Regions from separate parts of the Homo sapiens genome. Here regions 1, 3, 4, 5 and 6 are each linked to region 2. A link is a contact called in ENCODE Hi-C or POLR2A ChIA-PET data. All regions are on one chromosome and are shown on one strand. The core of a region is the stretch at or near the end of the contact, and the rest is flanking DNA. Distances in the headings are between cores, read along the strand shown.

Region 1 (4,479 bases), core at 1,939-4,438, 290 kb after region 2:
GGGGACCAGTCTGGAGCTTGAAATCCCAGCCATCACTCAAGGGGTTTCACTTGTGCCAACACCTTTCTTTTGGAGGGGGTGTGTTGGGGGTGTCCAGTGACAGGGTTAATCCCCACAGTCCATGAGGCCAGTGATGTCATGGGCTCCTGGGGCCCATGGCACTGAGACCAGGTCCAGCACGAATTCACCTGCCCTTCCTTCAGTGCCTTCCAACACCACCCAGCCACCACGGCCAGGCTGGAAGGACAGCACACCCCAGCCACTCAGGAGTCACTTCGGACAGCCCACCTAGGGGCTTAAGTCCCAGTGGGACATGCCCACCCAGGCTGCCTCAGCTGCCCACGGGGCCTCCAACCACAGCCACAGGCTCCACAGGTATGACCACCCTGCCCAACTCAGTCCGCTTGGGCCATCCAGTTGGCCGCAGAGCAGAAGGATGGCGATCAAACCACAGAACAGAGTATGTGGACAGGTGGGCGGGGCACTGCAGAGTGGAGGGTGGACCTGGAGGGTGCCTGGGAATCCACACACACCAAGGCTGGACCTCACAAGAGGAGGGGCGGGCACGCTACACTCTGAAGTCTGAATCGTCCCTGGCCAGCCTGTGGCTGCTCTCACCTTTCCTTTGCTGCAGTGTGTGTCAAACACATGAATGAATGAGCAAATGAGTGAATCAGTCCCTGCCACCAGACCCCACAGGGTTACATCAAGGCCACCGAGGCTCAGCCGGGACAGGACTGGCCGGTATCACACAATCGGTGGGGGGAGGGCATCACACCCGGACTTCTGCACACAGGGCCTCTTTGCCAGAGGCTGGGCTGGAGCTCGACCCCAGGGCCACCTGGCTCACCTCATCTGTCCCCATAGCCACCTTTCAGTCCCCACCATGGCCACCATCCCCTTGTCCCCCACCTCCGTCCCCACAGCCACCCTGCCCACGGAGTTGATCGCTTGATTAAGCGCAGCATTTCAGTGCCCAGGGAGAAAAATCAATTCGCTTGGTTCCACTTTAATCCATCAGTTCCATTTCTGATAAATGTCCCCGTGCTGGAGTCACCATGTAGCCGCAGTGCCCCGCAGAGATTAGCTGCTAGGTCAGGGCAGCCAGGGCGAGCATCTGGCGAGCTGGGGCAAGCCTGGACCCTCAACTTGCCGTGACTCCCCACCCCTCTTCCCAGCACTTTACATGGTGGTAAGTGTGGGTACAGAGGTCAGAGCCCAGCTCTGGCCCCACCTGCCAGGGCCTGGATGAGCCCAGCTCCCAAGCTGCGAGCTGGTGACATTGTGGGGCTGGGATTAAATGGGATCTGCGGCTGCCAGGCTGGGCTTCTCAGGAATGAGCTGGCACTGGAGGACGAGTGGATTAGACGCGAGGTCAATATTTGTGGAATTGAATTGAATCTGTCACTTGGGGCGTGTATGTTCCAGGTAATTTTGTGGTTTCTGCCTCTGGCAGGAAAACCCAACACGATGACTGCCCCTCGCAGGCCACAGTCAGCCCGGCCCCAGGAGAGAGACCCGTGGAGCCCTATGTCTCAGCAGGCAAGGTAGGGGGACGGGGCAGGGGCAGGGAGGTCCCCGAGTGCTGGCCAGGGGAGGAATCTGCAGTGGTTGCCGGCTAAGGAGGGTCTGCCCTGGCCCCTGGGGCATGGAGGCCCCACAGCCAGGCCCCACCCCCAGCTCCTGGGACCTGCTGGCCTTTTAGGAGACGGGGGAGGCTGGGCCTGACCTCTCTGCAGGTGGTGTCACTGCAGGGCCACACTGCACTGTGCTGGTTGTTGTCCAGGGTGGGCAGATAGAGGGATGTGGACGGTGGGAGCCAGGGGAAGGGCAGAAGGGGACACTGGGCCACCCTGGAGAAGCCAGGTCAGGGCTGGCCCAGCAGGATGGGGGCTCTCTGCCTCTATGGCCAGCATTCCCAGCTGAGTCCCCAACTCTGCAGCCAGGAAGCCCCGTAGTGTGAAGGATGGGGACATCGCGATGCCCTGGCCCTGAGCCCACCAGGTGGCCCCAGGGCCCCACCCTGCCTGGCTCTTCCTGCATGGGTCTGGGGTGATGGGGGCTCATCTGAGGCCCAGTGCTGCCCACCTCGAATCCCCAAATCCCAAATTGGATTAGTTGTGTTTAGAAAGCAGCAAAGCTGCTATATTTGAGCAAAGGCTCAGCAGATTACCCTGGGCCAAGAGGGTGTCTGCCTGTGTGAGGGGGATTTGAGGAGGAAAAACTGCACTAAACAAGTGTTCATTGAAAAGAAACTTGGGGGATCATCTGAGTCAGCCGGGCCCTCCACCTGCCCCATAACACCTTCTCCAGCATGGGCTCCTGCTGCTGCTGGGACAACCAAGCAGGAGTGGACGGGGTCAGGCCACAGGCCACTGGGCCCAAGGCCAGGAAGGGGCGCCCAGGACTGCCCATGGGAGAAGGGCGTGGTGCCGACACGAGGTCACCTGGAGTCCCTGGGACTGGCCCTCCACCTCGTGACTCAGTCGCCACCCGGTGGCCCTCTCAGAAGCCCAGGGCCCAGCATACAGGAAGCTCCATGAGTGCTCATCATCACACACACTCCAGAGGCTGAGAACATCTTGGAGGCCTGGGGCCTGCTGGCCAGACCCTGTCCTGGGCCCTGAACACAGGCTGGGCCTGGAAGGGACAGTGAGGGGGGCCAGAGCCCATGCCTGCTCAGTGCAGCAAGCCCAGGCACCTGGTGGGTGGGCCCTGCAGCCAGGGAGGCCCCTGCACCCCACCCTTCCCAGCCCTGCCCTGGGTACCGTGTGCCACATCTCAGAGCCCACCCATGGGGCCCTCCCAACTCCAGCCAGGAGGGAGGATAGAGAACTTTTATTTCAGAAGAGTGCAAATAAACAAATCCTTCCTTCCCCCACCATAAAGAGCCCGGCTGGCTTTAGGAGAGAAGGCAGAATTTTTAGCCTCTCCTTTCCTCAAGGCACAGCAGGCCGAGCCTGTGTCACTCATGGCCCCTTTTACAAGTAAAGAATCCAGCTCTGGGCAGTCAGGTCTGCCCAGTGGAGGTGTTTGCCCTGGGGGGCCGGCTCACCTATCCGTAGGACCTGGCTCCTAGGGGTCCAGCCAGTCCCTGGCCTCCTGTTGATACGGAAAGGAAGTGCTGAGAAGGGAAAAGCGTGGTCCCTTTAAATGATACAGAGGAGGGACGGGAAGTGCTCCGTAGAGAAGGGCGTGGTCCCTGCCTAGGGCTCCACCCCCACGAACCTAGGTGAGGACAGGCATTTCCTGCCCAAATGTTGCATTTCCCAAGACCACCCTGGCCTGCCATGCCTCCATCCTATGCCTATAAAAACCCAAGACCCTAGCAAGGCAGAGACAGAAGCCTCTGTGTGGGGAGAGGAACACACTGGTGGAAGAAGACAAGCTGCTGGACATCCCGAGAATGTTGCCTGACTCCAGGGGAAAACCATCTCCCCTCTGGCTCCCCCATCTGCTGAGAGCTACTTCCACTCAATAAAACCTTGCACTCATTCTCCAAGCCCACGTGTGATCCAATTTTTTGGTACACCAAGGCAAGAAACCCTGGGATACAGAAATTCCTCTGTCCTTGTTATAAGGCAGGGGTCTAATTGAGCTCACTCTCACCAGCCACCTACAGACCGCTAGACTAAAAGACCACCCGGTAACGCACTCCCACTGGGGTTTCAAGAGCTGTAAACATTCACCCCCAGACACTGCCATGGGGTCAGAGCCCCACAGCCTGCCCGTCTGTATGCTCCCCTAGAGGTGTGAGCGGTGGGGCACTGAAGAAGCGAGCCACTCCCCCGCTGCATGCCCTGCGCCCTGCGCGGGGTAACCAGGGAACCCTTCCTGTTTCACTGTTTCACTGGGTAGAGATCTCCCGGCTGGAGACAGAATGGTGGGGAGAGGCCAGATGTGCCCAGCAGGTAGGGGATTCTCCAGGGGGGAGGCTGAGGCTGTTAGGAAAGGAGGGGCTGAGGGGGCGCCACAGCCCTCCCCGCTCCGCACCACACCCCACGTTAAACCCCTGTCCTCCACTCCTCTCCTGGGGCTAAGGAGGCTGAGAGTAGAGCTCAGAGGCCCACGCCCAGCACACAGGAGGCAGTGGGGGCTGTGGACGGGGCCAACGAGCCATGGGGTTGCTGGGCTGAAGCACCGGTGATGGCAGGCGTGTGAGAGGGAAGTGGGGGTGAGCCAGCCCTGTGGGCCTCTAGGCCCAGCTTCTGGGTATCCTGGCCCCCTGGAATGACCCAGGGCAGGAGCCTCTGACACCCGCCCCAAATGCCTGTGACCCCGTCCTGAGTGGGGGTCCTCCTTCTGGCCGTGACCGCCCTGGAGTGGCTTCTCAGCATTTTGTGGTCAGCACTCTCAGCCCCTCTGCCTTGCACCGTGTCATTTTCAGCAGATCCTGAGCCAGAGAAGGCCATCAATTATTCAGCTCCTGCCTCTCAGCCTCCTCCGTTAGTACCTCTTAAAGCCGGGAAGATAAATCTC
Region 2 (4,303 bases), core at 941-3,440:
CACCTGGTCCCATTGGGCCTTGGAGGTCAGTCTTCCCCTACCTGGAGCCAAGGGGGGCCTCATCTTCCCCCAGACCTGCTCTTGCTCTGGCTCCCCTGTAGGCAGGGTGGGCCTACTTCCCCACCCATCTCCTGGGCTCATTCTTCACACATCACTGGGCTTATACTGGGGAACCTGCTTCCTTCCCAGGTTTCTAGCCTGCTCCACTCTGGTCTTCACTCCCTGCCTGAGACCACAGCACTGTGGCTGGCTCCCTACTCAGTCTTCGTCTCTACCATATTGGCATCTGCCCACCCTGGCTACAGGGTGCCCTCAGGGCTAAGTCAAGCCTCCAAAGGGCAGGGTCTGCTCTCCAACCTTCCCTTCAGGCTCAGAAAATTCTGGAAACCTCCACACCACTCACTTTGAAGGATCTCACCTCCACGTTTGCTGACACTGTCGGCTTCCTGGAATGCTTTTCTTAATCCCAAAGTCCTCCTCTGTTACACAGTAGGGGGGTCTCCTCCAGAAAGTCTTTCTAGGAGGAAGCCCACTCCCATTTGGAACCTCTGCCTCTGGAGGCCAATCCCGTTCTCTTGATCCTTGTCTGGGACCCTCAGTTATCTCTCTGGACTCAGCCAGGACAGCAATTCTCTTCCGTGTATTTTCCTCCTTTTACATTCCCCTTCCACCAATTTTTTTTTTTTTTTTTTTTTTTTTTTTTGAGACGGAGTCTCGCTCTGTCACCAGGCTGGAGTGCAGTGGCGCGTGATCTCGGCTCACTGCAACCTCTGCCTCCCGGGTTCAAGCGATTCTCCTGCCTCAGGCTCCCGAGTAGCTGGGACTACAGGTGCGCGCCACCACGACCGGCTAGTTTTTTTGTGTGTGTTTTGGTAGAGATGGGGTTTCACCATGTTGGCCAGGATGGTTTCCATCTCCTGACCTCGTGATCCGCCCGTCTCGGCCTCCCAAAGTGTTGGGATTACAGGCGCCAGCCACCAAGCCCGGCCCCACCTTTCTTTTTAACCATGAGCCATCTCCAGCCACATCCTCCCCCTACCACTCTCTCCACCCTTCACAGTCCCTCTCAAAACCACAGTGTGGGACACTCCAACCTTATCCCATCAGGAGGCTCTGTGGCTCCAAGCTCTGGGCGCAGCCATTACGGATACGCCTCGGAGGATGGGACCTGCTCGAAGGTGAGGTGGAGAACAATGAATGCCAAGACCCGCGCACGGACCTCTGGGACCAGGCTTTAAGACTGGGAATTAGATTTACTGCAAAATCTCAGTAAAGGAACGGGCACACAAACTAGCACCTGTTCACTCTGGCGGTGTTAAGCGATTCTCCCCGATATCCCGCAGGGGGCGCGCTACGGTCAGCGGCACCGACCGCGGAGGGAGCGGGGAAGGAGCAGGCCGCGGGAGGGAGGGAATGAGCGCGTGACGAAGGGAACAAGTGGAGGAGAGGAGGAAAGAAGGGAATCAAAGAGGGAGGGAGGCAATGGGAGAAGAGGAGAGGGAGGGAGGGAAAGAAGGGGGGAAATGAGACAGGGAGGGAAGGAATGAGAGAGGGAGGAGAGAACGAGAGTTAAGGAGGGAGGGAAAGGGAATGAGAGAGGGAGGGGATGAGAGGGGGAGACAGGGAGGGAGTGAATGAGTGAGGGAGGAAGGGAATGGTGGGTAAGATAGGAAGGGAAGGAATGAGAGAGTGAAGGAGGGAGGGAATGAGAGGGGGGGAGTAAGAGAGGAGAGAAGAGAGTGAAGAAGGGAATGAGGAAAGGAGAGGGAGGATATGAGCGGGGAGGGAGATAGTGAGGAAGGGCAGGAGGAAGTGAGTCGAGGAATGAGGGTAGGACCGAGGCAAGGAAAGAGTCAATGGATTCAGACGGGGCGACTCTCGGCAAATTCGCTCATTCGTTGGTTCGGCCCCGCCAAGTGCCAGGTGCCGCGCTAGTGCGGGGACTCACTGAGCCTTGGCGATCGCTGCTGTCCTCCGCAGAGCGCCGGAGTGGAGCCGCCCCCTGTCTCCCCGCCCCAGGGCCGCCCCCGCGCTGCTACCCGGCCAGGCCGGGAACCCCCGGGCCTACGTCTGGCCCGCCCGGCGCCTGCGCGGCGCACCCACGTGACGGCCCAGGCCCCCGCCCCGCCGGCTCCTCTCGCCCAGCCTCCCGCCTCGCGCCTCCCGCCTCCCGCCTCCCGCCTCCCTCCAGCTGCGAGTGCGGCCTCGGCTGGCGGCGGCACCAGGTCAGCTGCGAGGCGTGAGCCGAACGGGCCGGGCGGCAGCGAACGCGGGGGTCGGGCGGCAAGCAGGCATCGCTGGGCCGGGGACAAGCTAGCGGCGCGGAGTCCGAGGGGCGCGGGGGCGGGCGCGGGCCGGAGGCTCGGGGGCGGCGACCTGAGGAGAGCCCGCGGCCTGACGTGGCGGGGACGCGGCCGGCGGGATCCCCGGGCGCGGGCGCGTAGGGGCCGGGATCTGGCGCTCGGCCAGGGGCCAGGGTGCGAGGCCTCCTCAGCGCGGCTGCTGGCGCGCCGGCCTCCTGGCACCCGGGCGGGCCCTGTTGCCTGCGGCAGGTCCGAATGCGGCCTTCCTGGCCGCGACCCTCCGCGCTGGAGCGGGCGGCCTTGCAACAGGCGGGCGATTTGGGGCCGGCCTGACGAGCCTCAGTTCCCTCGATCGGGCCCGGGGACTGCAGCCGTAGGAGCCCAGCCTTGCCAGCTCTCCCGGTTTCCTGAGAGGAGCCGGAGATCGCGCTGTCAGTGCAAAATCACCAGAGCGCGAAGCGTCGGCTGCCAGTTCTGACCATTTTAGATCCGGTGCGGGCCGAGCCGAGTGGATCTGGGGCGGGCAGCGGGGCACCGCCACCTTCCGCCTGGGCTCCTCACTGGGCGCCCTCGCTCCGGCCCTCCGCGGGGCCGAGTGCCTCCAAGACGGCTCCCTGGGAGATTCTTCCAGAGCGCACCCTTTGGAAGGCTGCCCCGCTGGGAATCAGCACCCACTCCCTCTCCTCTACCGCAGCCGCCCCCTTTGCCTTTGTGGCCGACCTTGCTTCATGCTGCCAAGGATTGAGTTTCTTTGAGGGGATACTGCTCGTTCGGGGGCCCTACAGAAGGCTGAGGGTATCTACTCAGTAAAATCGTACCGAACTGAAAGTTCCTCTGAAATGATTTTGACTCTGCCATCCATCACTTCATAAAAATTCATCTTGTATCCTTCAGTTTGTAGCTATGTGGCACATTAAGCTTCCTTTCTTCTCCCCACTGAAACTTCGAACAGTACAAAACGGGGAACTTGGCTTGTGATGACTAAAATTGGGGATATGAGACTGGGGGCGGGCGCGGTGGCTCATGCCTGTAATCCCAGCACTTTGGGAGGCCAAGGCTGGCAGATCACCTGAGGTCAGGAGAGACTAGCCTGGCCAACATGGTGAAACCCCGTCTCTACTAAAAATACAAAAATTAGCTGGGTGTGGTGACACGTGCTTGTAATCCCAGCTACTCGGGAGGCTGAGGTAGGAGAATCGCTTGAACCCAGGAGATGAAGGCTGCAGTGAGCCAAGACCCTACCACTGCACTCTAGCCTACACCATATAGTGAAACCTCTTCTCTACAAAGAAAATTTGAAAAATTAGCCGGGCGCAGTGGTGAGCTCCTGTTGTTCCAGCTTCTGAGGAAGCTGAGGTGGGAGGATCACTTGAACCTGGGAGCTTGAGACTGCAGTGAACCCCAAGCTGTCTCACCCCAGATAGCCAGGACTACAGGTGTACACCACCATGCCTAGTTAATTTTTAAATTTTTTGTAGAGAAAGGGTCGCGCTATATTGCCCAAGGTGGTCTTGAACTCCACCTACCTGGACCTCCCAAGGCACTGGGATTACAGGCATGAGCCACCATGCCCAGCCTACTTTGCACTTTTTTTTTTGGGGGGGGGGCAAAGTCTGGCTCTGTCGCCCAGGCTGGAGTGCAATGGCACAATCTTGGCTCACTGCAACCTCCACCTCCTGGGTTCAATCGATTCTCCTGCCTCAGCTTCCCCCTTCCTCAGCCTTCCCAGTAGCTGGGATAACAGGCATGCGCCACCACGCCCCACTAATTTTTGTATTTTTAGTAGAGATGGGGCTTCCTCATGTTGGCCAGGCTGGTCTTGAACTCCTGACCTCAGGTGATCCTCCCACGTTGGCCTCCCAAAGTGCTGGGATTACAGGCATGAGCCACTGTGCCCAGCCTACTTTGCACATTGTTTTTTTGTTTGTTTTTTTGTTTTTGAGACGGAGTCTCGCACTGTCATGCAGGCTGGAATGCAGTGGCGTGATTCTCCTGCCTCA
Region 3 (4,697 bases), core at 285-2,784, 420 kb after region 2:
ATGGCTACTTGGCGCCAAAGTAACACATGGAGATATGGAAGAGGTGGCCAGAAACACCAGGCTGGAAATCAGAAGAGAGGCCAGGGCTGGAGCTGTGAAGATGTCAAGGAAAGCTGGCATTAAAGTCAGGAGGCTGGGTGACATCACAAAGGAGAGGGCTACAACAAGAGAGTCTAAGACTGGGCAAGCCAGCCAGAAGCACATTTCCTACCCCAAGGTCACGGTGAGACTACAAAACAACCCCTGGGAAGTGCTCCACACAGCGCCTGGCCGCAAAGGGCTCAAAGGGGAGCTCTCTGCCCGTAGGCCTCCCCACTGCTCCAGCTGACCAAACACCGCATGCAAACCCTGCCTTGCCAACAGGACTATCGGACAGGAACGGGCTCACGGCAAGCTCCCCTGGACCCTTGGCACGGGGAGAAAACCCGTACACTTGGACAGCACCCTTCCTCCTAGCCCACTTGCTGTGTTGGCTAACAGAGGCACTGGCTGTGACGGGCCAGCACCAGTGCCAGCGCCATGGAGGCTGCCTTTTGGTCAAGTCTCTCCCGCTGCAGCCTCCCGCCCAACCCAGCGGCAGTATGACCTCATCCGTTCCTTTTGTCATCCTCCAACAGGCCTCATATCCCGCACTTAGAGGCAACACTGGGTACCCCGGGCTGGCCATTCACTCCCTTTTGTGAGTGAAGGCCTGCAGCAGGGTTTGGGCCACTCCCACAGCTGGGAGTCTAGTCTGGCCAGGAAACAGTGGATCCTCGCCTGGTGGTTGGCCTCGAACAGTCGACAGCCAAAGACAGGACTGCCGTGCAGGAACAAGGTACATGCAAGCATGCAAAAAGGCAAATCAGACTCCTGCCACAAGAAACCCAAGTCCATCGGTTGACACCAGACAGGCATCACTGTCAACAGGTTGCCACCTTCCATTTATTTCCGCCATGCTCATTGTTACAATAAAACCGTATCCCAATTATCTACGTGACACTCAACCCGTGAGCATTCTGTGGACAAAAAGACTTAGGCGACTTCTTGGATTTCCCAAACTGTGTTAAAGCCGGCAGGGTCCCAGGCGAGCACTGGCCCTGTCCACACCTTTCCCGCCTGAAGGCGATGCTAGGCTTCGGGCCCTCCGGGAGAGGAGCCTCTTTACCCGGGCGGACAGCGACGAGAGTCGGCAACGCCTGGGCCCGGGGCCCGCCCCCCAGCCCCGGAGGCGTCCCCACCCCGCGCTCTCCACCGCCCGCGGCCATGTTGCCTCACAAAGGCCGGGCTCCGCGCCCCCGCCCCGCCCGCGGCCTCGGTCCCGGAGGGAGGCGGGAGGGAAGGGCGCGCCCTCGCGCAGGCCGCGGCGCCCGCCCAACCGCCCGCGGGCGCCCCTCGCGCCCCGCACCTACCTGAGGCGCCCGCGGGCTGCCCAAGCCGCCCGCAGCCAAACCACAGCCGGGAAAGCCTCACCGACCGACCGCCGCAGCCATCTGGAAAGCCTGTCCAGGCTCTCCGGTCGCCGGCACCCGCCTGCCGCGCCGGGCGAGCGGAGGGCGGGCCTTCGCGGCGTGCGGCCAATCCCCGCGCGCGGCCGCCCCGCATTGGGGGAGCCGCAGAGCGCGCTGCGGAGGCCGCCAATCGGCGGCGCGTAGCGCGTGTGTCCGCCGCGCGCGGCCCAATAGCGCGGCCGCGCGGGAGGGACCAGGCGCCCAGGCCGCGGTCGCGCTAACAGTCGCTGCCCAGGCGGGGCTCGCTGGACTGAGGGCGGCGGCCGCGAGGAGCGCCGGGAACGGGAAGCACCGGGAATGCCGGGAGCAGGGGAGCGCGGGAAGCTCGGGGAGCGCGGGGAATGCCGGGAACAGGGAGCGCGGAGTACGCCGGGAGCGGACACGCAGACGGGCCACCTTCGGTGGACACTGCAGAAGAGACCGTGCACACACAGGCGTTACACAACCCTGTTAAAAGCATCACTGTATCAGACATCATCATTTATAAAGAACGCGTGTGCTCAACTGTCTGGCGCTGTCCCCTTTGCTAATACAGGATTTCCAAAACAGGGAGGGTTCGGCCGGGCACGGTGGTTCGGCCGGGCACGGTGGCTTGCGCCTGTAATCCCAGAGTTTTGGGAGGTCGAGTCAGGAGGATTACTTGAGCCCAGGAGTTCGAGACCAGCCTGGCTAACATAGTGAGAGCCCAGTATCTACAAATTTTCTTTCTTTTTTTTTTTTTTTTTGAGGCGGTGTCTCGCTTTGTCTCCCAGGCTGGGGTGCAGTGGCGCGATCTCAGCTCACTGCAACCTTTGCCTCCCGGATTCAAGCGATTCTCCTGGCTCACCCACCCGAGTAACTGGGATTACAGGCGCCCACCACCACGCCCGGCTAATTTTTATATTTTTGGTAGAGACGGGGTTTCACCATGTTGGCCAGGCTGGTATCAAACTCCTGGCCTCAATTGATCTGCCCGCCTCGGCCTCCCAAAGTGCTGGGATTACAGGCATGAGCCACCGCGCCGGGCCCAAAATTATTTTTAATTAGCCGCGTGGTGGCGGGCGCCTGTGGTCCGAGCTACTCGGGAGGCTGAGGTGGAAGGATCACCTGAGTCCAGGAGTTCCAGGCTGCAGTGATCCGAGATAGCACCACTTTCACTCTAGCCTGGGCGGCAGAGTGAGACTCCGTCTCAAAAAAAAAAAAAAAAAAAAGGAAAACGAGGGTCTGAGTAAGTGAGGGTACAGCTCTTCCTTAGACTAGCTTTCCTGTCAATAAATGTGGAAGGAATAGTGGAAATAGAAAAATTTTCCACTGGGTAGCCACCCCAATAATAGCTGCTGTAGACGAAAATCTTGAGTGATAAAAATAGTGGGCCGGGCCCTGTGGCTCACGCCTGTAACCCCAGTACTTTGGGAGGCCGAAGCAGGCGGATCACCTGAGCTCAAGAGTTCCACACCAGCTTGGGCAACGTGGCGAAACCTTATCTCTACTGAAAATACAAAAAGTAGCCAGGCGTGGTAGCAGGCACCTGTAATCCCAGCTACTCGGGAGGCTGAGGCAGGAGAATCGCTTGAACCCGGGAGGTGGAGGTTGCAATGATCTGAGATCGGGCCACTGCACTCCAACCTGGGTGACAGAACGAGACCGTCTCCAGAAAAAATAGTGAGCAAGGCCAGGCACAGTGGCTCATGCGTGTAATCCCAGCACTTTGGGAGGCCGAGGCGGGCGGATCACTTGAGGTTAGGAGTTCGAGACCAGCCTGACCAACATGGTGAAACCCTGTCTCTACTATAAATACAAAAAAAAATAGCAGGGCTTGGTGGCAGGTGCCTGTTGTCCCAGCTACGGAGGCTGAAGCTGGAGAATTGCTTGAACCTGGGAGGCAGGAGTTGCAGTGAGCCAAGATCCAGCCACTGCACTCCAGCATGGGCAACAGAACGAGACTCGGTCCCCGGCCCCCAACCCCCTACAAAAAAATTAGGCCAGGCACAGTGGCTTACGCCTGTAATCCCAGCACTTTGGGAGGCCGAGGCGGGTGGGTCACGAGGTCAAGAGATCAAGACCATCCTGGCCAAGATGGTGAAACCTCGTCTCTACTAAAACTACAAAAAAAATTAGCTGGGCATGGTGGCACGTGCCTGTAGTCCCAGCTACTCGGGAGGCCAAGGCAGGAGAATCACTTGAACCTGGGAGGCAGAGGTTGTGGTGAGCCGGGATCACGCCACTGCACTCCAGCCTGGGTGACAGAGTGAGACTCCATCTCAAAAAAAAAAAAAAATAGTGGGCAAAAACATGACAAACAGGTTTTGTTTTGTTTTCAGTGTTGCAAAGTTTCTCCCCCAGGATACTAATTGCCTAGGGAAAATAGTAGTTTTAGAGTGGAAGAAAACTTGGGCGACACCACCTTTAACCAAGCCATCAAGGTCACCAGCAAACTTAGCAAATTGTACCATTTAAACATGTGTATTGCATTGTATATAAATTCTGCCTCAATAGAAATGAAAAAAGTTAGTTCCAGTAAGAGGACATACTGTGGACCTCCTGAGAAGAACACAAGTTCACTTGTGGGTATTTTTGCCCAAAAGGCAGAATCTGAATGAAGAGCAGACAAACCCCAAATTAGGGGCATTCTGCAAAATTACCAGCCAGTGCTTTTCAAGTATCGAGATCATTCAAGTCAAAGATGGACTGAGGAGCCATCTTCAATTAAAAGAGATAACAAAATGCAGTGTGGAATCCAGACGATAGATGGGATCCTGGCTCAGAAAAGGGACATTAATGGGACAATTGATATAATTCAAACAAGGTCTGTAGATTAGTTAATACTATTGTATTGGCCTGGCGCGGTGGCTCACGCCTGTAATCCCAGCACTTTGGGAGGCTGAGGCAGGCAGATCACGAGGTCAGGAGATCGAGACCATCCTGGCTAACAGGGTGAAACCCCGTCTCTACTAAAAATACAAAAACATTAGCCGGGCATGGTGGCACGCACCTGTAGTTGCAGCTACTTGGGAGGCTGAGGCAGGAGAATTGCTTGAACCCGGGATGCAAAGGTTGCAGTGAGCTGAGATCGCGCCACTGCACTCCAGCCTGGGAGACAGCAGGAGACTCTGTCTCAAAAAAAAAAAAAAAAAAAAAAAAAAAAAAAACAAACAGTAAAAAGTATCGTGTTGTTGTATTGACAAAAGATTATTTGCTTGGCCAAACTTTAGTCAGGCTCCTAAATCT
Region 4 (4,529 bases), core at 1,504-4,003, 510 kb before region 2:
GGTTGAGGCTGCAGTGAGCCAAGATGGCACCATTGTACTTCACTCTAACCTGGGCGACAGAGCAAAACCCATCTCAAAAAAAAAAAAAAAAAAAAAGCTGGGTGCGGTCAGTGGCTCACGCCTATAATCCCAGCATTCTGGGAGGCCAAGGTAGGCGGATCACCGGAGGTCAGGAGTTCAAGACCAGCCTGGCCAACATGGTGAAACCCTATCTCTACTAAAAATACAAAAATTAGTCAGGCATGGTGGCGGTTGCCTGTAATTCCAGCTACTCTGGAGGCTGAGGCAGGAGAATTGCTTGAACCCAGGAGGTGGAGGTTGCAGTGAGCCGAGATTGTGCCACTGCACTCCAGCCTGAATGACAGAGCAAGACTCCATCTCAAAAAAAAAAAAAAAAAAAAAAAAAAAAAAAAAAAAAAAAAAAAAACTTGATATGGGCCGGGCGCGGTGGCTCACACCTGTAATCCCAATACTTTGGGAGGCTGATGCAGGCGGATCACTTAAAGTGGGAAAATCGCTTGAACCCAGGAGGCAGAGGTTGCAGTGAGCCAAGATCACACCACTGCACTCAAGGCTGGGTGACAGAGTGAGACCCTGTCTCAAAAACAAAACAAAACCTGATATGTGGCAAAATACTGAAAGAATGCAGAAGACTGAAAAGCTGAAGTCCTCTTCTTCCCCAGAGCTGCTTCTGTCCTTTGAAAAACATTCTGTACATATTCAAGGCATATTAATCTCTTGTTATACAGGTGATGTTGACAGTGGCCAGCAGATATGTATGTCCCTTTCCTGTAGGTGACAGACCCAATTGCTGCACACAGGTGGTCACAGTAAACAGAAAGCTGGCAGCACTCCCACTTGGAAGGGCTGATAGGCTTGGCCTTAGAGTTGTGGGAGGACACTCCCTGATCAGGGTACGAACCCTTCTCTCTGCCCCTTCCAACTCCTGTGGAGTGTGTCTGTATCTAGTTGGTGCTAACTGCTACGTGCTTGGCAGGGCAAGGCAGGGTCACCACCTCAGCAGGCGTTTGTCCTCCTCCGGCATGATGCTACCCTAGCTGCCCAAGGTTCTAGCCTGTGTATGTTATTACATGGATTTTTTTACACATAAATACATAGACTTCAACTCACTTTTCTTTTTACAAAGTATACAATATACCTTGGATGTATTTATATCCCAAGACAGGGTTCTCATTCTTTTTCATGTGTTTTACTGTATGGGTAATATGGGTAATAATTTTTTTTTTTTTCTGAGACAGAGTCTCGCTCTGTAGCCCAGGCTGGAGTGCAGTGGCGAAATCTCAGCTCACTGAAATCTCCGTCTTCCGGGCTCCATCTTACATGCCCATAATCCCAGCTACTCAGGACGCTGAGGTAGGAGAATTGCTTGAACCTGGGAGACAAAGGTTGCAGTGAGCCGAGATTGCACCACTGCACTCCAGCCTGGGCAACAGAGCTAGACCCTGTCTCAACAACAACAACAAAGAAGGAGGAGAAGGAGGAAGAAGGAGAAGAAAAGAAAAAAAAAAGTCGTCAAAGGATATTAATTGTCGATAGATAACAGATAATGCCAAAAAATATAGAAGCAATTCTTAAAACACAGTGTTGGAACTGGTCCACAGCTCTGATTTTTAATGAGCTCCCATTTCTGAGGCCAATATAAACTTCATTCTATGCTGCCCATCTCTGACAGGTGGGCATTAACTACCAGCCCCCCACGGTGGTCCCTGTGGGAGACCTGGCCAAAGTGCAGCGGGCGGTGTGCATGCTGAGCAACACCACGGCCATCACGGAGGCCTGGGCCTGCCTGGACCATAAGTTCGGCCAAGTGCGCCTTAGTGCACTGGTACGTGGGGGAGGGCATGGCAGTGGGGGAATTCTCCGAGGCCCGCGAGGATCTGGCAGCTCTGGAGGATTATGAAGATGTGGGCATGGATTCCGTGGAAGCTGAGGCTGAAGAAGGCGAAGAATAGTGAGGGGAGGGTGCGGCAGGCAACCATCCCTCTGTATTCCCCACCATAACGCTAGGAGAGCTAATTACCTATTAAAATTTCCGTATTGCAAATTAGCCGGGCGTGGTGGCGGGCGCTTGTAGTCCCAGCTACTGTGGAGGGTGAGGCAGCCGAATGGCGTGAACCCGGGAGGCGGAGTTTGCAGTGAGCCGAGATCGCGCCACTGCACTCCAGCCTGGGCGACAGAGCGAGACTCCGGTCTCAGGAAAATAATAATAAAATAAAAAATAAAATTTCTGTATTGCGATACTGTCTTTCTCCTGTGTTGTACTTTGAGAGATTCCTCCTCCAGATAACCCTCCCTGAAGTCCACCTCCCCAGTACGAGAGTGAGTGCGGGCTCTGGTTTTTGTCGGGTTCTTTCGTGCAAGCGTCCCAGGCCCCGTTTTATTTCTTCCGTCAGAGGTCATTCCGAGGCGAGCTGCCGCCCCTGCGGCTTTCGAGGCTCCCAGGACACTGCCGCTTTCCGCTCCCGGGCCGCTCCCGAACGCTGGGGCCGCTCCATCGTGCCGGGGTGTTTACGGAGAAAAGTGAGGCCTGAGCGGACGAAAGAGAAGCCCACGTGGGCGACAATACTGGTAGTCCAGGGAGCTGGGACGACGCGGGCGCGTCAGAAACTCGCACGCTCGCGCCGCTTACTAACCCAGCTAGCTAGGACCTCGCCCCGCCCCGCCCCGGTGGCGGGGGCACCTCCGGCTCTCCAGTCTCTATGGTACCAACTTCCGGCGCGCGCTACCCCTCGCGAGACTTCGGCGGCGCAGCAATGGCCAGAGCGTGAGTGCCGCTGACAGAAGTCAAGAGAATCGGCTGGGACGGGGTTGGGGCGACAACGGGCCGGGGGGGACCCGACAGGCCAGAGCCCCTTGGGGAGGAGCGGCGGCTGGAGGCGCGAGGCTCCTCCGGATGCCCGGAGAGCCGCTTGCGACTTAACTCCCGCCTCTTTCCCAGATGCCGCGTCACTGCTCCGCCGCCGGCTGCTGCACACGGGACACGCGCGAGACGCGCAACCGCGGCATCTCCTTCCACAGGTCAGCGCGCGTGCGCCGCGGGCTCACGTGCGCATGCGCTAGTTGTTGCTCGCCTCGGGTCGCAACTGCGTAGAGGCTTCGCGCCTTTCTCAGATACTGAGGAGGCTTGAACCTGTGGGTGGGAGGTGAAGCGGAACGGTCCCGGCGGGACTGAATGCAGTCGGGAAGGGGAGGACGGGAAGTCTAGCCGGCTTGGACCCGCCCCACTCTGTTACCTGCCAGATGACGCTGAGGAAACTGCTTTTCTTCTCGAGGCCTCCGTTGCCTCGTCTGTGCCCGGGCGGTGGTGCTTACCCGGCGGGGTCGCAGGGAGGTCTCGTGGCGGCGCGTGTTGGGTCTGCGTTTCCCCTCTGGGGTGCTTGGGCAGCATGAGCCCAGGGCTGTGGACAGCCTGGTGCTCACGGGTTTGTGGCTCCACAGACTTCCCAAGAAGGACAACCCGAGGCGAGGCTTGTGGCTGGCCAACTGCCAGCGGCTGGACCCCAGCGGCCAGGGCCTGTGGGACCCGGCATCCGAGTACATCTACTTCTGCTCCAAACACTTTGAGGAGGACTGCTTTGAGCTGGTGGGAATCAGGTGGGCCTCCCTGCCGGCCGACGCTGGGGTAGGATGTGGGGCTCCCGGCGGACTGGGACAGCTGCAGGTCATGGAAGTCCCTTGAGCAGCCTGCGTCCAAGGGGGCTGTTTCCTGTTCCCAGCTCTGCACAGTGAAACCCACCCCCAGGATCACTGTGCCTGTGACACAAGGGGAAAACAGGAGCCTTTCCAGAGAGTATCTTTCAGAGCCCCAGTCTTGCCAGCAAGTCCACAAATCAAAGAATTCTTTCTGGCTGGTCAGCCCAGCTCGGCTTATGCAGGCTTTCCACACACCTGGACTGTGAGGAGTCCTGCGGGGAAGCGATTGGTGTAGCTGTAACTTGGCGTTCCCCAGACGTATTGTTTGCACGATGCCTTCCAGCATCCCACGGCGCTGCTGCTGGGGGCAGATTGGCCTGGGGAGGCAGCACTTGCTCTCCAGCTCATCTGGGTTGCTTTTCCCCGCAGTGGATATCACAGGCTAAAGGAGGGGGCAGTCCCCACCATATTTGAGTCTTTCTCCAAGTTGCGCCGGACAACCAAGACCAAAGGACACAGTTACCCACCTGGCCCCGCTGAAGTCAGCCGGCTCAGACGATGCAGGAAGCGGTATGTGATATGGGTGGGGGATGCCCCACTCCCACCCCTAGGCTGAGGGACTGGGCCCTAGGGGTGTCTGCCAGCAGTCTCGCTGGACAGGGTTCTTGCTACACAGAACCTGTGGATCGGGTTTGGGTGTTAAGGGTGGATCAGGTGGGCTGGTGGAGGGGGGTCTGGCAAGCCCTCAGCCTAGCCCATCAGTCTCTCTCTTCCCCCTTACCAGCTGCTCCGAGGGCCGAGGGCCCACAACTCCATTTTCTCCACCTCCACCTGCTGATGTCACCTGCTTTCCTGTGGAAGAGGCCTCAGCACCT
Region 5 (4,795 bases), core at 2,296-4,795, 420 kb before region 2:
AGATACCTAGGAAAATGAAAAACTAAATTAAAGCAACAGGCCTGAGGCAGAGGGCACAGAGAAGGAGAAACAAAGCTGAACGTGAGGGGTAGGGTCAGAGAAAGGCCCTATAATCTGTGAGGGGACTGGAACAACAGGTAGGATTTCAACAGATGGAGAGTGAGGTGTAGTTAAGGCAGTCAGTGAAGAGCCAACAGCTGGAGCAAAGGTGCAAAGGTACAAAGGTATGAGTAAGGAAGGATGGCTACCAGGGAATAAGTGAGCAGCCTAGTACAGCTGCAGTAAAGGAAGGACGAAAGAGGGCAAAGACAGAATTACATGCTTGTTCTCTAAGAAGATGCATGCATGTACGGAAAATCTGGAGGCGATTCTGTGGATAGAGAGAAGCGGCATACTTCTTTTCCTTCCTCTAGAAGGAGACTCAAGTCATTAACTTTTTCCTTTTTTTTTTTTGAGACAGAGTCTCACTCTGTCACCCGGGCTGTGCAGTGGCGCGATCTCGGCTCACTGCAACCTCCGCCTCCCGGGTTCGAGCGATTCTCCTGCCTCAGCCTCCCGAGTAGCTGGGATTACAGGCACCCACCACTACGCCCAGCTAATTTTTTGTATTTTTAGCAGAGACGGGGTTTCACCATGTTGGCCAAGATGGTCTTGAACTCCTGACCTCGTGATTCGCCCGGCTTGGCTTCCCAAAGTGCTGGGATTACTGGCGTGAGCTACCACACCCGCCCATTAACTTGCTTTTTGAAACAGCTGTATTATTAGTACTCATGACCTCAACATAAGCATATGCATGGCTTAATGAATGCCTGGTATTAATTATATAATTCACGCTCACAAACGAGAGGAAGAATTTATTCAGTCATATTACAAATCTCACTACAGTGGGTTCTAAGATTCTCAACTCCTTAAATTGGAATTATATTGTGCTCAAAGTTGACTGCAACTACCAGCATCTGCCAGGAACCGCAGGTTTCACCAATCAGATTCTTGGTGTCCTGGTCTTTGTTATACAGTATTTGATTTATAATCACTTTCTCCCCACTTTTAAAGTCCATTTAGTTCAGTAGTTAATCTTGTAGTCATTATACTGTCATGGCTTTTTTTTTTCTATCTCTATCCCACTATGCAAACAGTTGGTGTCCTCAATTATAATAGCTTTTAATGTTTAAAGTTTAGAGTAATACCCGGTCGACAAATCCATAAAGTCATAAACATCTAACCCTGGAAAAACTGTATCAACACCCAGTCCTTTTAAAATAGATGTTTAAGAAACGAACTGGCCAGTTTGTTACTTTAAAAATTCTAGGCAACTTTTCAACTCAAATTTGGGATAATTTAAATAAAAGAAACCTCTGATAAAATCAGTGTTACAGGGCAAACACAACAATAAAAGCAAATCTCTGCTAAAACGCTTAAGGCAAATTAAAGCAACTAATCAATTAAAATAACGTATTTCACTTGGAAAAGAGAATGCTTGGTCACTTTGCGTTAATTTTAAAATAAGAAATACAAAATCATTAGACTTAACACAAAAAGCATGTCTGAAATTGAACTAGGATACAACTAAGTGTCATTCAAAAATTTTCCTTAATAACATTCTAGCCTAATTCCACCTTGGAAATTAACCAGACTGATCTCTGGCCTACTAATGGTCCTCGGGGAGAAAATATGCAATAAATTTTCCAAAAAATATCCTCGCTGAAGCCAATGCACCTTCTCTTATCTTTGTAATTAACGTACTATAAAAGTGGTGGTGTCTGGCCTGCTTCAAACTTGGCACCACAGTATCAATATACAGTTCTGATATTTTGGTTAAAGGTTTTTTTGTTTCTAAACGCTAAAGCATTTTCATTTTTTTGACTGTTCCAAAGGCTGCAGTCCTGGAGTTCTTAACCTGGAGTTCAGAGATCTGGAGGGAGTACAAGCACCCGGGATGGTGTGCAAACTTGTGTGTACGTGCCTTTGGCGGGGAGGGGTGGGGGTGGGGGTGGGGGTGGGGTGGTGAGTGCTCGGCTATCTTCAGATTCTCAAAGAAGTCTATGGCTTAAAAACGGTTTTTGGCCGGGTGTGGTGGCTCACGCCTGTAATCCCAGCATTTTGGGAGACCGAGGCAGGCGGATCACGAGGGCAAGAGATCGAGACCATCCAGGCCAACATGGTGAAACACCGTCTCTACTAAAAATACAAAAATTAGCTGGGTGTGGTGGCGTGAGCCAGTAGTCCCAGCTACTCGGGAGGCTAAGGCAGGAGAATCGCTTGAACCCGGGAGGCGGAGGTTGCAGTGAGCCGAGATCGCACCACTGCACTCCAGCCTGGCGACACAGCGAGACTCCGTCTCAAAAAAAAAAAAAAAAAAGAGGTTTTTAGAAAAACCAACAAATCCCTGCATCAGTATTACACCCAGAGAAAGTCACGAAAGGCAAAAAGCGTGCATTTTAACTATGCAACCACCGTTAAACATTCAAAACGCATCCTCTTCACATTGAGAAACAGCCTCGTGAGAGGGAAAAAAAAAAAACGCATCCTCTTATCCAGTGACCCAGATCCTGACACTAGCTTTCTGTTAGGAAGGCCTTCTGGAAAATAATTTGGTTCAGAATGCGGGGAATATGGGTTCAAGCGCGCCCCACCCCCCTATACAAGCACTCTTCGACAGACCCGGTTCTCGACCTTCCTCCGCGGTCGGGGAGGGCTCTCGCGTACCTGGGCGCAGGCTCGATGAGGGTGGTGGTGTCCAGGTAGTGGATCTTGTAAAACTCCAGCAGGGCCGGCAAATGGTCAAATTCCTGGTCCCCGATCTTAAAACGGCGGTTGGGCAGCGAGTTGATGATGTAGTGGGAGACCCGCGAGTTCTCGGACACCGACAGCACATAGTCCCCAGGGCAGGTGGAAGAATCGCGGACGAGGAACATACCGTGGCGCTGGCCCTGGAGCCGGGTCTGCGCCTCCTGGCGAGACACCGGCCCCATATACCAGGCGGAGCGGTCCGAGGAGTCGAACCTGGCGGAGGACATGGTGTTGGACCGGGGACTCTGCGGCGGTAGGGGCGGCGGCTGTCCTCGCCTGCTCTGCACGCCTTAGCCCGGCAGACGGCTTTGGGGCCGAGGAAGGGCCTCTCGCACACCTCGAGGAGCGCTCAGAGGGCTGGGCCAGCACTTTCCTCTCGGCTCCGGGCCCGCAGCATCCTCCGACGCCGCCCGCCTGCTCCGGGGCCGCCACACGGAGAGAGCCGCCCGGGAATGCACGGCAGAGCCGGGGGGTCGGGGCAGGCAAACCCGAGCCGCAGCGGAGGCCACCCCGGGGTTCTCGGGCTGCTCGGCGTCCCAGGGGTGCCTCCAGTGACTCCCGGCCTGGAACGCGCCGGCGCCGCAGCTCGACGGGTCTTCACCGACCCCCGCCGTCACACGAGGCACCGAACTCGAAGGAGCGTCGCGCCTCCGGGGTGCTTTTGCCCAGCTTGTTCCCAATAGCCACAGCAACAAAATGGCGGACGCGGGAGAAGCGGCAGCCACCTCCCCCTCCGCTCAGCGCGCTCCGTCTGCGCACGCGCTGGGCCCCGGCTCCCGGCGGCCGCCGGGGCCCTCCCGTTACGTCACACAGCGCAGCCAATCAGGAGCACCGTCGCGACGATCAGGGTGGGCGCTGGTCGCGCCCGCTCCCGCGTTCCAGGAGGAGGCTGAAGAGGCGCCGGCGGTAGGCACTCTCTTCCTGGGCCGCTGCGCGCCGCTGGGGGCGCTGCGGCTGCCGGGTCTCCCAGCGCTGGCAGGAAAACAGCTGGAGCCGAGAGGGAACCGCGTTTCGAAAACCTGCTTCTGGGAACAAAGCGTAACGTGCAGGCTGAATCGCGGGCCAGGGAGGCGTGGCACTGAGGCGACCTGGCCAGCCTAGGGGCCTGAGGGAGGTCAAGGACTGACAGGTCCCGATGGGCCGAGGTGGCCCAGTAAAAGGATGAGCCCAGGGGCAGATGTGACCACCAGATAGGTGACTGACTGAATGACTCAGTCCCCAGGTGGCCTGATAGGCTAAGGAAGCCCTAGTGGCTACGTGACCCGCTAAATGGAGTGAGAGGAGAGAGAAGGTGAGGGTTAGATTGACTCAATTAAGTGGTCAAGGAAGTCCACAAGTGGGTAACCTGGCTATCATGGGCTCTGAACTGCTGAAAGTAAAATACAAATGCCTCTCGGGCGTGGCCCCGAGGCTTCCCCTGCCCCGGATTATGCCTGCTTCTGCCTATTTATTAATCCCTATTTGTTTTTGTTTGTTTTCTTTCTTTCTTTCTTTCTTTCTTTCTTTCTTTCTTTCTTTCTTTCTTTTCTTTTTTCTTTTCTTTTCTTTCTCTCTCTCTCTCTCTTCCTTTCCTTTCCCTTTCCCTTTCCTTTCCCTTTCCCTTTCCTTTCCTTCTTTCGACGGAGTCTCGCTCTGTCACCAGGTTGGAGTGCAGGGGCGCGATCTCGGCTCACTGCAACCTCCGCCTCCCGGGTTCAAGCGATTCTCCTGCCTCAGCCTCCCGAGTAGCTGGGATTACAGCTGTCCGCCGCCATGCCCTGCTAATTTTTGTATTTTTAGTAGAAACGGGGTTTCACCATGTTGGCCAGGCTGGTCTCAAACTCCTGACCTCAGGTGATCTGCCTGCCTCAGCTTCCCAAAGTGCTAGGATTACAGGCGTGAGCCACCGTGCCCAGCCTGTTTGTTTTATTTTGTTTGTTTTTGAGACAGGTTCTCCTTCTGTCACCCAGGCTGGAGTGCAGTGGAACTATCATGGCTCACTGCAGCCTTGATTTCCCCATCTCAA
Region 6 (4,299 bases), core at 586-3,085, 480 kb after region 2:
CTCTGCAACCCTATGGGTGGTAGGGGTGGTGATGAGAGGAGAGGTAGTCTCACTTGCACAGATTTTGGTGTATGGTTCTGTCTTTTGCACTCTTTCAACAGAGGTCTGTCCAGTCCCTCTTGCAAGTGTGGGGAGGGGGTGGTGCAGGACTATGAGGTAACTGTGAGAAGAGGGGCTCCAGCAGAACCAGGGTCCAATGGCCTTGAAGAGATGGCTGGGGACAGCTGGACTCATTACGTCTACTCCTAAATGGAGGAAACGACCCCTCAGCTACACAGCACCTGAGCCAGAATGTCACCATGGTGCTGCTCCACAGGATGACAGCTACCTGGTTTGTGAGGGCCCCTATTCTAGGGACAGCTACTTCATTCTGCCCTCCCAGAGCAGCAAGCAACAACCCTATGCCAGGAGGCCAATTGGCACGTCAAGTGCCAGCTCCAATCGATTGATAGTAGCTGCCTGGCTCTGAAAGGCAGCTGGGATCGATTCACCATGCTGCCAGCACACAGATGGACCCAGCGGTGGTCCCAGCAGTGAGTTCTTGCCTTGGGCCATTTCATTTTCTTTGTCCTGGCCAAGGAATGATTGGATGAACACACTGGACTCCCAATATGGGTGGATAAGACAAGAGTGTCTGGTCACACCCCTCCACCACTCATAAGCATGGTTGTGGGCAGTTTGGTTCCCCAGGCGGCCTTGGAGAATGCAATGAGCCGAGGAACTGGTCATCTCCAGGTGCATCCAGGGCAGGAAAGGATGACAGCATGCGTGAGCCAGGGTCACTGGCTAAGAAGTCATCTCAGGACCTCCCCCTAGAAAAGCCCACTGGGCAGCATCCCTGCTGGTTCCCCCCTACACCACAAGGTTACGCAGAGCTGGCGGAGGGTCATGGTCCCACTCATGTCAGGTGCTCTTAATCTGGCAAGGAAATGTAACCTACGTGAATCTCAACAGGCAGTGAAGCACCGTTTCTTCCTGACTCCAGGTAGGGTGAAGAAAATGGGACAGTAGTACGGGGTGCGGGCATAAACGCACAACTCTGCCTCCCCAGACGCAGAGCTGTGGGGCTGTGAGAATGCCAGGAGGAGGTAAGAAAGGGCGGCCCCATGGGGGGCCTGCAGGGTGGGACAAGCCCAAGAGGTCTCTACATCCAGGCCTGGTGGGGGAGGTGAGCCCCTGGTTTACCGAGGGGGTCCCTTCCTGCCCTCGGAAATACTGCAGCTCCTACCTCCATCGTCTCCCCGCTGCGGGGACCCAGGGGCGTGAGGATGAGAGAGCCCCCAGGCCCCAGGGTCAGACGACTGTGTTCAAGCAAGTGAGAACCTCTCTGAGGCTGTTTCCCAACTGTAAAATGGGGATAGCAGCAGAACTCTCTCTCGCGGCTTGCGTGAAGAATACAATTCGATGTCGACAGGAGGGAGCGGCGCGCAGCGCGCAGCGAGTAGCAGGCGCTGAAGAAGGATACCTGTGAACTGGGAGTGGTGGCGGAGGCTACGCGGCCAGAGTCCGGGGAAGGGGCGCCGGCTCTGCCAGTCCCTGCTCGGGGCTGGATGGTCGGGGGATGTTCTCGTAAGTCGGCTGGGAGGGAGCGGTCCCGCGTACCCTGCCACCGCCGCCGCAGAGGTTCGGGCAGGTGCGGGGCCGCGGCCCCTCCGCGAGGGGGCCGGTCATCCGCCGGGACTGACATCCCGGAGGCCCAATGGCAAGCCGTCATCTCCGCGCATCCGCCCAATCGGCGCCGGTTGCCGTGCCGCGCCGGGTCTCTCGACCAATGGGAAAATTTGCTGTCAGATGGGGCGGGGCGGAGATTCGCGTCGCCGGCCCGGTCCGCTTTGCGCACGGGCCGCGTGAGGGCGGGAGGGCTGGCCCGGGGTCTCGGGTTGCGCGCTGGGCCTGGAGGGAGGGGGCGGCCCCCGCACCGGTCCGAGTTGCGGCCGCGTGGACTGCGACCCGCGCCGCGCCGCACCGCGCCGCGCCCTGGGAACGCCGCTCCCCGCGCGCCAACGGACCCGGGGAAGCCCTTCTGGGGTCCGAGGCCGCGCTGCGGGGCCGCCCACGCTGCGCTCCAGGTAAGCCTGAGCCAGTGGGCGGGGTGTGGGACCCGGGGCTGGGGCCTCGGGTCGGAGCCGGGACTGGGGGCGGGGCTGCAGATATGGGACGCATTCCGGGCAGCGGTCCGGACAGGGTCCTATCCCTGGAGTCGAGATCCGGGCGAGGGTCTGGGCCGGACGTCGGAGCCAATCTCCGCCCCACCCGCGTCTTGTCCGCGCGCTCTGCGGCGTCCGAGACCCCGGGCCGGCGGGGGCGGGTCTCTTTGTGCGTGGCCTTGGGGCCCTACCCTACCCGTCCGGGCGTCTTGCACTGAGCACTCCAGCCGAGCGCGGCCCGACCCCGCAGCCGTGCCCGCCCCGCGCGACGCTTGGCGCCTAGCTGCCAGGGCCCTGCAGCCGCCGAAACTTTCCAACAGCCCGAGGGGCGGCAGGCCGGGAACTTTCCTGGGGCAGCGCGCCGCCGGGAAGCTCAGGGGCACCGACGGCCCGGAGGTGTCCTCGCGCCGCGCTGCTCCTGCCGCCTCGGGGGTGAGAGAGGGCGCGCCACCCGGACCCCCGGCCTGGGTCCCCCTCCCCACGCCGCCCTGCGCCCCCTCGGTGCCGGTGCGGAGACATGTCATCTCCACTCTGAGGGAGACTGCTCGGTTTGCTGGGGAGTCGCCCTGGGCAGGTGGCCTGAGAGCTCCAGCCTATTTTAATTTTTAAATAATTAAATATTGGCTGCTTACAATATTTCACCGTTTCTTAGCTATGTGTAATGTAACATACTTAAAATGGAACTAAAGGACTTCAGCTCCCTTTCCCTACATCCAGGCATATTTAGAAATAAGGAAAAGAAAGGTGCCCCGTGGGTATTTTTTAGAGTAGGCTCTTAATGCTGCTGTCTAATAACCTCAGGTGAGTACCCAGGCTGCTGTGGGGGAAACCTCCCCTATGGTATGGGCCAGGGGGGTGCAGTGGGAGCCTCCACCTCTCCCGACCTTAGCTTCTCTGGGGTAGCTGCCTTTACTTCTTCCTACTTCTTAACTACTGCCTTATCTGCCTTTACTCTGGGATCTGGGCGGTGTTTAGAGGTCTGGTCCAAACAAGGCAGGTGTTACCTATCTTGTACTCACTCTATTGGAGCTGGGATGGTGCTGAATGCAGGGGGGCAGTCAGCGCTCTCTTGCCCGGTGTGCCATGCCAGTGGCCGGTCAGCTCCTAAGCAGGTGATCCAGGCCTTAGATCAGGCGACAGTGTGAGCCGCAGCGTGTCTGGGAAGGCATTTCCCCCAGTCTTGCCCCATCCTATCCGCAATGTCTGCTCCCAGCTGTCCCCTGTCCCCACCCTACCCCCATTCTGGGGTCCACCAGCGCCCAGCAGAGGACTGGGCACAGAACATTCGCTAAGGGACTCAAGTCCCAGCTGAGAGGGTAGTTGAGCACAGCCAAGCCAGCCCCTGCCCAGCTCTTGGCTGAGCTGCCCTGTCAGGCTTTTCAGCATAAACACAAGGACCTTCTGACCAAGGTTCCTCCTGGGAGAACAAGTTCTGACCCTCAATCCTGCTAAATTTGAGTCTCCCCACCCACCACATCTGGGCTGCTTGGCTCCCATGTTTGCTCTGGCACTCCCTCCAGAGGTGGCCCTGTAGTCTCCCCCCAGTCCCGGGGCCCTCTGCATCTCTGTGGCTCTGTGAGGGTAGGGTAGCACCCCTCCTTCTGTTTGTGCTACACAGGGATTCAGGGTGAGTTCCCTGTGCTCCTTCACCCCAGGAGTCTGGCCTGGGGGAGCATGAGGCTGTCCTGAGTAAGGACAGAAGGTGCAGGAGCAGCAGGATCCCCGGTCTCTGGGTGGAGCAGGGAGCTCTGCACACGGATGCCAGGCACCACCCTCTGTCCAGCCCATCTGTCGTGCTCCCCGCCTGGCCCTGGCAGAGGGAGTGACAGGGTAGAGCTGGGATAGGGAGTCAGGGCCCATTCTGTAGACAGGGCCAGGAATGGAGGGTGGGGGTCCAGGGACAGCACTGCAGAGCACCAGCTGGGCCTTGGGGGTCCTGGGGACTTCCCTGATGGTGGCTTAGTCATGGGGAGGTGTCTGTTCTTTTGTCAGCAGCTTCAATTAAGACCAGAATGAGGCCGGGCGCAGTGGCTCATGCCTGTAATCCCAACACTTTGGGAGGCCAAGGCAGGTGGATCACCTGAGGTCAGGAGTTTGACACTAGCCTGGCCAACATGGTGAAACCCTGTCTCTACTAAAAATACAAAAATTA

The links. Hi-C counts contacts between places; a loop is a spot of excess contacts on that map. ChIA-PET counts read pairs that join two places held with the same protein, here RNA polymerase II (POLR2A). Pooled maps may share reads with other maps.
Region 1: a pooled map shows a loop between it and region 2 (4-fold over the local background). The contact joins the promoter of LINC00896 here to the promoter of KLHL22 in region 2. A Hi-C loop is called at or near these places in 4 of 50 pooled maps. POLR2A ChIA-PET finds 5 or more read pairs at or near these places in 2 of 52 experiments (OCI-LY7 and RWPE1).
Region 3: a loop to region 2 is called in a map of gastrocnemius medialis, with 6 times the contacts of the local background. The contact joins the promoter of DGCR8 here to the promoter of KLHL22 in region 2. A Hi-C loop is called at or near these places in 1 of 168 maps with a recorded cell type or tissue (gastrocnemius medialis) and 6 of 50 pooled maps. POLR2A ChIA-PET finds 5 or more read pairs at or near these places in 3 of 52 experiments (A673, B cell and HEK293T).
Region 4: a pooled map shows a loop between it and region 2 (6-fold over the local background). The contact joins the promoter of THAP7 here to the promoter of KLHL22 in region 2. A Hi-C loop is called at or near these places in 1 of 168 maps with a recorded cell type or tissue (K562), 5 of 37 single-sample maps with no recorded cell type and 12 of 50 pooled maps. POLR2A ChIA-PET finds 5 or more read pairs at or near these places in 3 of 52 experiments (AG04450, B cell and GM12878).
Region 5: a loop to region 2 is called in a map of gastrocnemius medialis, with 6 times the contacts of the local background. The contact joins the promoter of CRKL here to the promoter of KLHL22 in region 2. A Hi-C loop is called at or near these places in 6 of 168 maps with a recorded cell type or tissue (CD4-positive, alpha-beta T cell, K562, ascending aorta and 3 more), 5 of 37 single-sample maps with no recorded cell type and 16 of 50 pooled maps.
Region 6: a pooled map shows a loop between it and region 2 (13-fold over the local background). The contact joins the promoter of ARVCF here to the promoter of KLHL22 in region 2. A Hi-C loop is called at or near these places in 1 of 168 maps with a recorded cell type or tissue (gastrocnemius medialis) and 7 of 50 pooled maps.

Annotation. Positions count from the first base shown.
Region 1 is chr22:20,205,041-20,209,519 of GRCh38, reverse strand. LINC00896 (long intergenic non-protein coding RNA 896) reads right to left here and starts at 3,188. Exons shown (of 1, transcript NR_026919.1): 1 at 983-3,188. It overlaps LOC105372862 (a long non-coding RNA gene), which reads left to right. Exons shown (of 3, transcript XR_938009.3): 1 at 1-375; 2 at 1,457-1,547; 3 at 3,275-3,502. RefSeq lists enhancers at 1,093-1,623, 2,832-3,071.
Region 2 is chr22:20,493,682-20,497,984 of GRCh38, reverse strand. It overlaps KLHL22 (kelch like family member 22), which reads left to right and starts at 2,190. Exons shown (of 7, transcript NM_032775.4): 1 at 2,190-2,225. It overlaps LOC101928824 (a long non-coding RNA gene), which reads right to left and starts at 2,072. Exons shown (of 4, transcript XR_007068011.1): 1 at 1,298-2,072. RefSeq lists an enhancer at 1,024-1,676 and a silencer at 1,871-2,530.
Region 3 is chr22:20,077,078-20,081,774 of GRCh38, reverse strand. It overlaps DGCR8 (DGCR8 microprocessor complex subunit), which reads right to left and starts at 1,534. Exons shown (of 14, transcript NM_022720.7): 1 at 1,392-1,534. RefSeq lists an enhancer at 716-775 and a silencer at 1,036-1,655.
Region 4 is chr22:21,000,342-21,004,870 of GRCh38, reverse strand. THAP7 (THAP domain containing 7) reads left to right here and starts at 2,753. Exons shown (of 4, transcript NM_030573.3): 1 at 2,753-3,039; 2 at 3,460-3,615; 3 at 4,084-4,224; 4 at 4,439-4,529. The coding sequence starts at 2,960. THAP7-AS1 (THAP7 antisense RNA 1) reads right to left here and starts at 2,949. Exons shown (of 2, transcript NR_027051.1): 1 at 2,042-2,949. RefSeq lists silencers at 1,758-2,148, 2,790-2,899, 2,920-3,089 and an enhancer at 3,690-3,899.
Region 5 is chr22:20,916,157-20,920,951 of GRCh38, reverse strand. CRKL (CRK like proto-oncogene, adaptor protein) reads right to left here and starts at 3,545. Exons shown (of 3, transcript NM_005207.4): 1 at 2,707-3,545. The coding sequence starts at 3,017. RefSeq lists an enhancer at 2,829-2,888 and a silencer at 3,179-3,628.
Region 6 is chr22:20,014,359-20,018,657 of GRCh38, reverse strand. ARVCF (ARVCF delta catenin family member) reads left to right here and starts at 1,835. Exons shown (of 20, transcript NM_001670.3): 1 at 1,835-2,069. It also overlaps a transcript of TANGO2 not described here. RefSeq lists a silencer at 1,544-1,943.